2 separate regions of the Homo sapiens genome follow, and region 1 is linked to region 2. The links are chromatin loops, found by intact Hi-C in ENCODE. Cell type or tissue: stomach. All regions are shown on one strand. Each heading gives the region's core, and the rest is flanking DNA. Links, peaks and the distances in the headings are about the cores only.

Evidence for each region. Hi-C counts contacts between places; a loop is a spot of excess contacts. Peaks named below come from ENCODE experiments on the same cell type or tissue, not always from the same donor. Only the 100,000 strongest peaks of a DNase experiment are listed, where the experiment ranks them.
Region 1: it touches region 2 in a loop (4-fold over the local background); 108 of 110 quality-filtered maps call a loop at or near these places.

What each region holds. Positions count from the first base shown.
Region 1 is chr22:50,273,746-50,279,104 of GRCh38, forward strand. It overlaps PLXNB2 (plexin B2), which reads right to left. Exons shown (of 37, transcript NM_012401.4): 28 at 5,110-5,266; 29 at 4,851-4,951; 30 at 4,690-4,774; 31 at 4,372-4,526; 32 at 4,108-4,268; 33 at 3,846-3,993; 34 at 3,097-3,161; 35 at 2,884-2,959; 36 at 2,144-2,218; 37 at 1,234-2,063. The coding sequence ends at 1,959. Among named protein-coding and RNA genes, the nearest start is that of MAPK11, 6.0 kb to the left of the region's middle. RefSeq lists a silencer at 2,560-2,629. In stomach, for the core only: CTCF peaks have their summits at 825 (motif pointing right), 2,583 and 2,789; DNase peaks (open chromatin) are centred at 806 and 2,616; H3K4me3 peaks cover 364 bases; H3K27ac peaks cover 1,098 bases.
Region 2 is chr22:50,334,292-50,339,650 of GRCh38, forward strand. It overlaps a transcript of PPP6R2 not described here. Among named protein-coding and RNA genes, the nearest start is that of PPP6R2, 6.4 kb to the right of the region's middle. In stomach, for the core only: no CTCF peak of the experiment used is centred there; no DNase peak of the experiment used is centred there.

The DNA.
Region 1 (5,359 bases), core at 281-5,280, 61 kb before region 2:
CTAAACGTCTCCCTGTGATGCTGTGCTTCAGCGGTCACACTCCTAGTCCACTTTCATGTTCCATCCTGTACACCTGGCTCTGCCTTCTAGATAGCAGTAGTAAATTAGTGACAATACTAATAGTCCCTGATATGCAGAAATAATGGCGTAAGCTGTCTTTCTCTCTGTCTCCTCTCTCTCTCTGCCTCGGCTGCCAGGCAGGGAAGGGACTCCTGTCCAGTGGACACATGACCCACGTGACCTTACCTATCATTGGAGATGACTCACATTCTTTACCCTGCCCCTTCTGCCTTGTATCCAATAAATAACAGCGCAGCCCGACATTCGGGGCCACTACCGGTCTCCATGCATTGGTAGTAGTGGTCTCCTGGGCCCAGCTGCCTTTTCTCTTATCTCTTTGTCTTCTGTCTTTATTTCTACACTCTCTCGTCGCCGCACACGGAGAGACCCACTGACCCTGTGGGGCTGGTCCCTACAGAGCTGCCCCAGTCCAAAGGGGACTCGATCAATGGAGGCCTTGCCCATCAAGAGACCCCAGCCATGACGTGCCCAGGTGGGGAGACAGGCTGGGGCTGCCTGAGAATGGATCCTCGTGAGTGGGTTAGCAGTCCAGACCAGCAGAACCTCAGGATGTGTGCCTGGATCCAGCCACATTTGAAGCTGGGCCTTCACTTTGTGTCTGGAGCACCGAATGCCCTCTGCCTGGGCTGTCTGTATTCTTGGCACACAGGGGAGGCTCTGAGCCCTGCCCGTCCTGGTTGCTGCTGTTCCTAGCGCTCAGGACAGTGCATGCGTGGTGTGCAGCGGGCATTTGGTAAGAATGTGTTGCACGAAAGAAGCCACCAGATGGCACCAGAAGCAGTCCCACCTCCCACCCCCCCCACCTCCCCTCAGCACCTCTCCCAGCCCCCTCCACCTCCCCCCAGCACCCCTCCCAGCCCCCTCCACCTCCCCCAGTACCCCTCCCAGCCCCTTCCACCTCCCCCAGCACCCCTCCCAGCCCCCTCCACTTCCCCCCAGCACCCCTCCCAGCCCCCTCCACCTCCCCCCAGCACCCCTCCCAGCCCCCTCCACCTCCCCCAGTACCCCTCCCAGCCCCTTCCACCTCCCCCAGCACCCCTCCCAGCCCCCTCCACCTCCCCACAGCTCCCCTCCCAGCAGGACCCACAGAGCCCAGGGAAGGGGTGGTGGACAGGGGCACTGCAGCCCCAGGAGGAACACTCAGCCAACCCGCAGAGTGAAAAAGACGCTGTATTTGATTTACAATGAACAAGATTTACAAAAAGGGGTGGGGTGGTCTTGGAACTGCTCCCAGTCCCCCCGGACTGGGTGGGGCTCTAGGGCAGCCTGTCTGACAGACCAGGACCCCAGGATGTCTGGGCCCCGACGTAGGACTTGACCTACGTCTCACTTGACCTTTGACGTGGGGCCCAGCAGCCGTGAGTCCACCCAGAGTGCCGGCACCCTTGGGGAGGCCGGTGAGGTCAGGAAGGCATCGTACCGCTTTTTCTCCTCCTCCCATCTCGTGGTGGACAGACAGACATAGGATCTGGGAACTTGCCCTGGGGGCCACAGGCCCTCAGATCCCCCAGGGGCCCAACCTAGGGCATGGAGGCGGCTGCTGGTGCGTGGGCGGAGGCGGAGGCCAGCTGCCCCCAGCGTGGCAGCGTAAGGCACATTTTCAAATCACTGGAGACTCGACAGTGAACACCCGATGCTGGTTCTGCGGCCGGAGGGAGCTGGGGCTGGGGCTGGTGCTGGTGCGGTGCCCGGCGGTATTGCTCAGAGGAAGATGCTACAGTCTAGACGCTGGGCGGGTTCCGGCTGCACCCACTCCGGCTTGGGGCGCGTTCCAGGGGAGGGTGGGGGCCTCAGCCACAGCCACTCGGCCTCCTCCCCTGAGGGGCTCTCAGGTACCTCAGGTACCTATGTCCCAAGGCAGCACTGGAGATTGTAGGTCAGAGGTCAGTGACCTTGTTCTCCAGTGCAGCGGCAATCTGCTGCAGGCGGAAGGCCAGCTGCATCTTCTGGGCGGCAGGATCCTCCTCCAAGGCATTGATGATCTGAGGGAGGGTCGCATCAGAGCACACCGGGGGACCGCCCAGCACCCCACCTGCCCCCGCCCCCGGGGGCCTGACCCTACCTCGTCATAGTACTTCTGCGTGTATTGGTAGAGCTGGTGGAGTGCCACGAGGGTGTTCAAGGAGTCCGTGTGCGCCTGGGGGGTGACGGGACAGTCAGGGTGGAAAAGGGGCTGTGGGAGCCCCAGGGCTGGCAGGAGTAGTACGGGACGCCCAGGACGAGGCCTCCCCGGGGAAGCAGCTGGGGCCTTGGGCACAGCTGGCACTTGGGGCCCCCCATGTGGCACAGCCTCAGACAGACACCCACGCAGGCAGAGTTGTGCACATCCAACCATCTCAGTGTCTCCCTGTGTGACGCACGGCTGTGGATGGACCCACAGGGACGGGTGCTGTGAGCAGGGCTGTGGGTGGAGCCGCAGGGAGGGGGCGCTGTGGGCACGGCCGTGGGTGCAGCCGCAGGGAGGGGGCGCTGTGGACACGGCCGTGGATGGAGCCGCAGGGAGGGGGCGCTGTGGGCACGGCCGAGGGTGCAGCCGCAGGGAGGGGGCGCTGTGGGCACGGCCGTGGGTGCAGCCGCAGGGAGGGGGCGCTGTGGGCAGGGCCTGGCTCCAAGCAGGAGCAGCTCATACTCCCCACACGCAGCTGTGGCTCACTTCACATGGCCGAGCCCACCTCGAGGTCCCGCCCCACCCTCTCTCCCCCTCAGCACCACATTACCCCTGCCCTGCAGCTCAGGGCCAGGCTCAGCATGGGGTAGTGGGAGCGGGGAGGGCTGTGGGTGCGTCCCTGGTGGTCTCCTTACCCGGGAAATCTCTGCCAGGTGTGTGTTCATGTCCTGGTCGCTGACCTGCACCATCTGCCGGATCCCCTTGTAGTAACTGCAGGGGTGGGAGCATCATACAGTGTGGGCGGCAGGGACCACAAAGGGGGTGGTGGGGGAAACCAAGGCCTGAACCTCCCCGCAGGGGGTCGAGGGTGGGCATGGGGGCCTGGCCTGGAGGGCAGGCAGACTTACTCCTCCACCATCTTCTTGTAGGTGGAGATCTCCTTGGCGTACAGCAGCTTGTTGCTGGGAGAATCCTGTTGGGGACAAAACCCAGTGATGCCTGGCCAAGGGGGCCAGGCTGGGGCTGCTCAGAGTACCCCTGGGTAGCTTCCCCTGCCCCGAACTCCTGACACTTTCATCAAGAAAACTATGGGCCGGGCGCAGTGGCTCAGGCCTGTAATCCTAGCACTTTGGGAGGCTGAGGCAGGCAGATCACCTGAGGTCAGGGGTTCGAGACCAGCCTGCCCAACATGGTGAAACCCCGTCTCTACTAAAAATACTAGCCGTGCGTTGTGGCACATGCCTGTAGTCCCAGCTACTCAGGAGGCAGCGGCGGGAAAATCGCTTGAACCTAGAAGGCGGAGGTTGCAGTGAGCAGAGATCGCGCCACTGCACTCCAGCCTGGGCGACAGAGAGAGACTCCATCTCAAAAAAAAAAAAAGAAAACTACTTATTTTGTGATCTGTAGTAAAACTCAGTTTCTCTGCTCGTGTGCTGTGGTGAGAGGTCTCAGGAGGAGAGAGGGCAAGGGCTCTCGGGATCTCCCAGGCTCTGCCGGGCCCCTGTGCCCCCAGCCTCCGCCACCCGTCACCTCCTACATCAAGGGCTCCAGCCCAAGATATTCAAATCCACACCCCAGACAAGGTCCCAACTCACAAGATGCCTCCTGGGGACAGACCCAGGCCTCCCTGCCCCAGACCTGCCCCCACCCCACTCACGCGGCTCAGCTTATGCTCCGTGCGCGTGCAGGCATCCATGAAGGTCTGCGCGATGACTGACAGCGAGGCGTCCACCACCTCGTGGACATGCACGTCAAAGATGAAGTGGGGGTTCTTGAGGATGTTCACCCAGAACCGGAGCGGTAAGCTGAGGCAGAGCAGCAGGGAATGAGAGCCGGGGCTGGGCCGCGGGGTGGGTGTGGAGCCTCCCAAGTGAGAGGCGGAGCCGGGGCTGGGCCGCGGGGTGGGTGTGGAGCCTCACCTGTTCGTCTTCCAGATGTGGATGGTGTCTTCATCCTGGATGTTGTGCTTCTCTGCCTGCTCGTCCAGGAAGTCGAAGAAGTACTTGACTGCAGGTGGCACCGCGTGCCCAGGCGCCAGCACGCTCTGGAAGAAGTTGTCCACAAACTGCTGCAGTGTGCCCTGTGGGGGGGAGGGTCTCAGCGTGACGCCGTGGGCGCGGCTCCTGGGGGGGAGGGTCTCAGCGTGGCGGCCTGGTGCCGCCCACACACCCATGGGGGCCCACCTTGACTGAGAGCAGCCGCGTCAGGTAGATCTCGGTGATGGCCTTCGTCCGCTCCTTCTCTTTCACGCTGCCTCTCTTGGACTTGCCCTCGTCCACCTCGTCGGTCGGCCGCACCAGGTGCCACACCCGGTTCTCCTCCTCCAGGAGGGCATGGCCTGTGGGGAGCGGGCACTGAGGGACCCCTACCCAGGTCTGGGGGCCTGGGTCCCACAGGGAGCAGTGGTGGCAGGGTGGGCAGGGGTGCATGTGTCCAGGGCAGACATGGTCCACGCTGACCACCAGGGGCTGGAAGGAAACGGGCAACAGGGAGGGACTCACGCTCCCCAGGCAGGTCCTGCTGGCTGTCCTCCGGCTGCTGGGAGACCCCCACCTTGGACAGGATGAGGGTGGCTCCATCCCGGACCTGGGGAACACGGCGGTGAGGGTGGGCTGTGCCCCCAGGGTGCCCAGTTCTCGCCCGCCCCGGCCTACACGCTCACATTGTAGTGCATAAGGGTGTTGACGCGCTTCCACCGGCCCTCCCGCTGTGACGTCAGGTCCAGGTCCGACAGGATCTGCGCTGTGGAGCCCGGACGCCACTCTGTGGGAAGAGACAGCCCAGCTTGGGCCCCAGCCACCCAGGTTCCTCCCACTGCCCACCACTCCCATATGAGAAAGCTGGCCAGGCAGGATACCGCCCCAGGACACAGGCCAGGCACATGGGCGCCTGTGTGCAGACGGGCAGGGGCCGGCACTCACCCAGGACCACGCTGTCTGGCCTGGGCCAGCAGGAGCAGGGCTGCCCACGGTACACCTGGTCAATGATCTTCTCCTTGACCTGGGAGATGGTGTCACAGTTGAGGACCTTCACCGGGATGGCGTCCACTCCCTCGTCCTGCACGATCACGCTCACCGTCTGCCGAGACATCCGGGATGAAGCCCAGTGGGAGGCCCTGCTCTTACCTGCACCATGCAGGAGCCACTCCCTGCCCCGCCAGCTTTGCCCACC
Region 2 (5,359 bases), core at 246-5,245:
AGGAGTCCTCTAGAGGCCCTGTCCGGGCGTGACAGAGGCTCACCCTCTTGTCTTCTGGTCACTTCTCACCGTGTCCCTTCAGCTCCTATCTCTGTATGGCCTGGTTTTTCCTAGGTTATACTTGTAGAACAAAGATTATTATAATATTGGATTAAAGAGTAATGCTATAAGCTAATAATTAGTAATATTCATATATAATCATATATATAATCTATTTCTAGTATAGCTTCTCGTCGTATATGTTTCCTTTATTATACTGGAACAGCTTGTTTCTTTGGTCTCTTGCCTTGGCACCTGGGTGGCTTGCCGCCCACAATTTTGATCATTTGCATATCTATACAGATTTCAGTATTAGCTTGTCAATTTCCACCACCAACAAAAACACCTGCTGAAGCCAGGTGCGGTGGCTCACGCCTATAATCCTAGCACTTTGGGAGGCCAAGGTGGGTGGCTCACTTGAGCTCAGGAGTTCAAGACCAGCCTGGCAAACATGGTGAAACTCTGTCTCTACTAAAAATGCAAAAAATTAGCTGGGTGTGGTGTCGCGTGCCTGTAGTCCCAGCTACTTAGGAGACTGAGGCAGGAGAATCGCTTGAACCCAGGAGGCAAGATCGCACCAACTGCACTCCAGCCTGGGCAACAGAGTGAGACTCTGTGTCAAAAAACAAACAAACAAATAAAAAACACCTGCTGAGATTTTGCCAGAGATTACATTGGATCCACAGATCAATTTGGGGGAGAATTGCTATCTTAACAATGTTGAGTTGTTTTTATTTTTGAGACAGGGTCTCGCTCTGTCGCCCAGGCTGGAGTGCAGTGGCGCAATCTCGGCTCACCACAACCTCCGCCTCCCAGGTTCAAGCGATTCTGCTGCATCAGCCTCCTGAGTAGCTGGGACTACAGGTGCCCGCCACAACACCCGGCTAATTTTTTTTTTTTTTTTTTTTTTTTTTAGTAGAGATGGGTTTTCACCGTGTTAGCCAGGGTGGTTTTGATCTCCTCACCTGGTGATCCACCTGCCTTGGCCTCCCAAAGTGCTGGGATTACAGGTGTGAGCCACCGCGCCCAGCCATAATTTTTGTATTTTTAGTAGTGACGGGGTTTCACCATATTGGCCAGACTGGTCTCAAACTGACCTTGTGATCTGCCCGCCTCGGCCTCCCAAAGTGCTGGGATTACAGGTGACAGCCACCGCATCTGGCCCTTGTTTTTTGTTTTGTTTTGTTTTGTTTTGTTTTTGAGACGAAGTCTCACTCTGTCGCCAGGCTGGAGTGCAGTGGTCCAATCTCGGCACACTGCAACTTCCACCTCCTGGGTTCAGGTGATTCTCCTGCCTCAGCCTCCCGAGTAGGTGAGACTACAGGTGCGCACCACCACACCCAACTAATTTTTTTTTTTTTTTGAGATGGAGTCTCGCTCTGTCACCCAGGCTTGAGAGCAGTGGCGCAATCTTGGCTCACTGCAAACTCCACCTCCTGAGTTCACGCCGTTCTCCTGCCTCAGCCTCCCCAGTATCTGGGACTACAGGCACCTGCCACCACGCCCGACTAATTTTTTTGTATTTTTAGTAGAGATGAGGTTTCACCATGTGGGCCGGGCTGGTCTCGAGCTCCTGACCTCGTGATCCGCCTGCCTTGGCCTCCCAAAGTGCTGAGATTACAGGCGTGAGCCACTGCACCCAGCCACAATGTTGAATGTTTTTTTTCTTTTTGAGACAGAGTCTTGCTCTATCGTCCAGGCTGGAGTGCAGTGACACAATCTTGGTTCACTGCAAGCTCTGCCTCCTGGGTTCACGCCATTCTCCCACCTCAGCCTCCTGAGTAGCTGGGATTACAGACGCCTGCCACCATGCCCGGCTAATTTTGTTTTTGTATTTTTAGTAGAGACGCGGTTTCACCATGTTAGCCAGGATGGTCTCGATCTCCTGACCTCATGATCCACCCACCTCGGCTTCCCAAAGTGCTGGGATTACAGGTGTGAGTCACCGCGTCCAGCCTGAATTTTTAAACCAATTTTAACCAAAAATATGACATGTCTGTCAACTTATTTAGGTCTTCTCCAACTTTTATCAGCAGGGTCATTATTTTATTTTATTTTATTTTGAGATGGAGTTTCGCTCTTGTTGCCCAGGCTGGAGTGCGAAGGCGCGATCTCAGCTCACTGCACCCTCCACTCGCGGGTTCAAGTGATTCTCCTGCCTCAGCCTCCCAAGTAGCTGGGACTACAGTCGTGCATCACCATGCCCAGCTAATTTTTGTGTTTTTAGTAGAGAAAAATTTTTTTTTAGAGACTGGGTCTCACCGTATTGTCCTGGCTGGTCTCAAACTCCTGGCCTCAAGTGATCCTCTTGCCTCAGCCTCCCAAATTGCTGGGATTATAGGTGTAAGCCACCACACCTGGCCTGTTCCTTCTTTATTTTAATTAATTAATTTAGAGACAGGGTCTTGCTCTGTCACTCAGGTTGCAGTACAGTGGCGTGGTCACAGTTCACTGCAGCCCCGACCTCCAGGGCTCAGGCAATCTTCCCACCTCAGCCTCCAGAGTAGCTGGGACTACAGGCGTGCACCACCATGCCCAGCTAATTTTAAAAATTTTTGTAGAGACAGGCTCTCGCTGTGTTGCCCAGGCTAGACTGTCCTTTCTTGAACACAAACTTAACTTCATTACTTTATAATTAATCCCCTCTTGTTGATAATATTTTTATATCAAACTTTCCCTGTTGAAATCATTGTGTGGTCTCTGTCCCTTTATTGAACCATAACTAGTGATACAATTTTGAAGGAGGAAAAACCAAGCAGGGAAGGTGGTGATGAAGAGAGTGTGTGTGTGTGTGTGTGTGTGGTGTGTCTGTGTGTACAGTGTGTGTGTGCGATGTGTGGTGTGTGTGGGGTGTGTGCGTGTGTGCTGTGTGGGTATAGTGTGTGTGGGGTATGTGTGTGGTGTATTGGTGTGTGTGTGTGGTGTGTGTGCAGTGTGTGTGGTACATGTGTGGTGTGTGGTATGTGGGGGTGTGTGTGTGCGCCTGCATGTGTGTGTGGTGTGTGTGTCTGCGATGTGTGGTGTGTGGGTGTGTGTGTGCTGTGTGGGGGGTGTGTGTGTGTAGTGTGTGTGTGCGATGTGTGGTGTGTGTGGGGTGTGTGTGTGCGGTACGTGTGTGGTGTGTGTGGTATGTAGTGTGTGTAGTGTTTGTCTGCGATGTGTGGTGTGTGTGCGGTGTGTGGGGTGTGTGCGTGTGTGTATAGTGTGTGCGATGTGTGGTGTGTGTGGGGTCTGTGTGTCTGTGTAGTGTGTGTGCGATGTGTGGTGTGTTGGGGGTGTGTGTGCTGTGTGCGGTATGTGTGCTGTGTGGGTATAGTGTGTGTGTGGTGTGTGTGGTGTGTGTGTGTGTGCCATATGTGGTGTGGTGTGTGTGCGGTGTGGTATATGTGTACTGTGTGGTATGTAGTGTGTGTGGTATGTGGAGTGTGCACGATGTGTATGGTGTGTGTGTGGGTGTGTGTGTGCTGTGTGGGGCATGTGTGCTATCTGGGTACAGTGTGTGTGTGGGGTGTGTGTGGTGTGTTGGTGTGTCTGTGTGTGGTGTATGTGTGGTGTGTGGTGTGTGTGGTCTGTGTGGTGTAGTGTGTGTGGTGTGTGGGGTGTGTGCATGTGTGTGTGATGTGTGTGGTGTGTGTGGGTGTGTGTGCTGTGTAGGGTGTGTATGTTGTGTGGGTATAGTGTGTGTGGGGGGTATGTGTGGTGTGTTTGTGTATGTGTGGTGTGATGTGTGTGGTGTGTGTGGTGTGTGTGATGTGTAGTGTGTGTGGTGTGTGGTATGTGGTGTGTGTGCATGTGCGTGCATGTGTATGTAGTGTGTGTGGTATGTGTGTGCGATGTGTGAGGTGTGTGTGTGCTGTGTGGGTATAGTGTGTGTCGGGGGTGTGTGTGGTGTGTTGGTGTGTGTGTGTGGTGTGTTTGTGTCTATGTGTGGTGCGTGTGAAGTGTGTGGTGTGTTTGTGGTGTGTAGTGTGTGGTGTGTGTGTGGTGTGTGGTGTGTGTGTGGTATATGTAGTGTGTGTGGTATATGGTGTGTGGTGTGTGTATGGTATATAGTGTCTGTGGTATGTGGTGTGTGTGGTATGTGTGTGTAGGGTGTGTGGTGTGTGTAGAGTGTGTGGTGTGTGGTATGTAGTGTGTGTTATGTGTGTGTTATGTAGTGTATGTGGTATGTGGTGTGTGTAGTGTGTGTGTGCGGTGTGTGTGTAGGGTGTGTGGTGTGTGTGGTATGTAGTGTGTGTGTTTGGTGTGGTGTGTGTTTGTGGTGTGTGGTGTGTGTGGTATGTAGTATGTGTGGTATATGGTGTGTGGTGTCTGTGGTATGTAGTGTGTGTGGTATGTGGTGTGTGTGTAGTATGTGGTGTGTGTGGTGTGTGTAGGGTGTGTGGTGTGTGTGTGGTGTGTAGTGTGTGTGTTATGTGGTATGTGTGGTAGGTAGTGTGTGTGGTATGTGGTGTGTGTGGTGTGTATGTACGGTGTCTGGTGTGTGTGTGTGTAGGGTGTGTGGTGTGTGTGTGGTGTGTGGTGTGTGATGTGTGTGGTATGTAGTGTGTGTGTTATGTGGGGTATGTGTGGTGTGTGTGGTAGTGTGTGTGGTATGTGGTGTGTGTGGGTGTGTAGGGTGTGGTGGGTGTGTAGGGTGTGTGGTGTGTGTGTGGTATGTAGTATGTGTGGTATGTGGTGTGTGGTGTGTGTGTGTGGTGTGTGTGTGTGGTATGTAGTGTGTTATGTGGTGTGGTGTATGTGGTATGTGGTGTGTGGTGTGTGTGGTATGTAGTGTGGTATGTAGTGTGTGTTATGTAGTGTGTGTGGTTTGTGGTGTGTGTGTGGTATGTGGTGTGTGTGGTGTGCGTGTGGTATGTAGTGTGTGTTGTATGTGGTGTGTGTGTAGGGTGTGTGGTGTGTTTACGGTGTGTGTTGTGTGTGTTGTGTGATTGTGTGGTGTGTGTAGGGTGTGTGTTGTGTGTGGTATGTGGTGTGTGTTGTGGGTGTAGTGTGTGTGGTGTGTGTGGTATGTAGTGTGTGGTATGTGGTGTGTGTGGCTTGCGTGTGGTATGTAGTGTGTGTGTGGTATGTGGTGTGTGTGTAGGGTGTGTGGTGTGTGTTTACGGTGTGTGTTGTGTGTGGTGTGTGATTGGTGTGTGTGTAGTGTGTGGTGTGTATAGGGTGTGTGTTGTGTGTGTGGTGTGTGTGGTATGTGGTGTGTGGTGTGTGTGTGGTGTGTGTGTGGTGTGTGTGGTATGTAGTGTGTGTGTGGTGTGTGTGGTATGGTGTGTGCGGTGTGTGTGGTATGTAGTGTGTGTTATGTGGTGTGTGTGTAGGG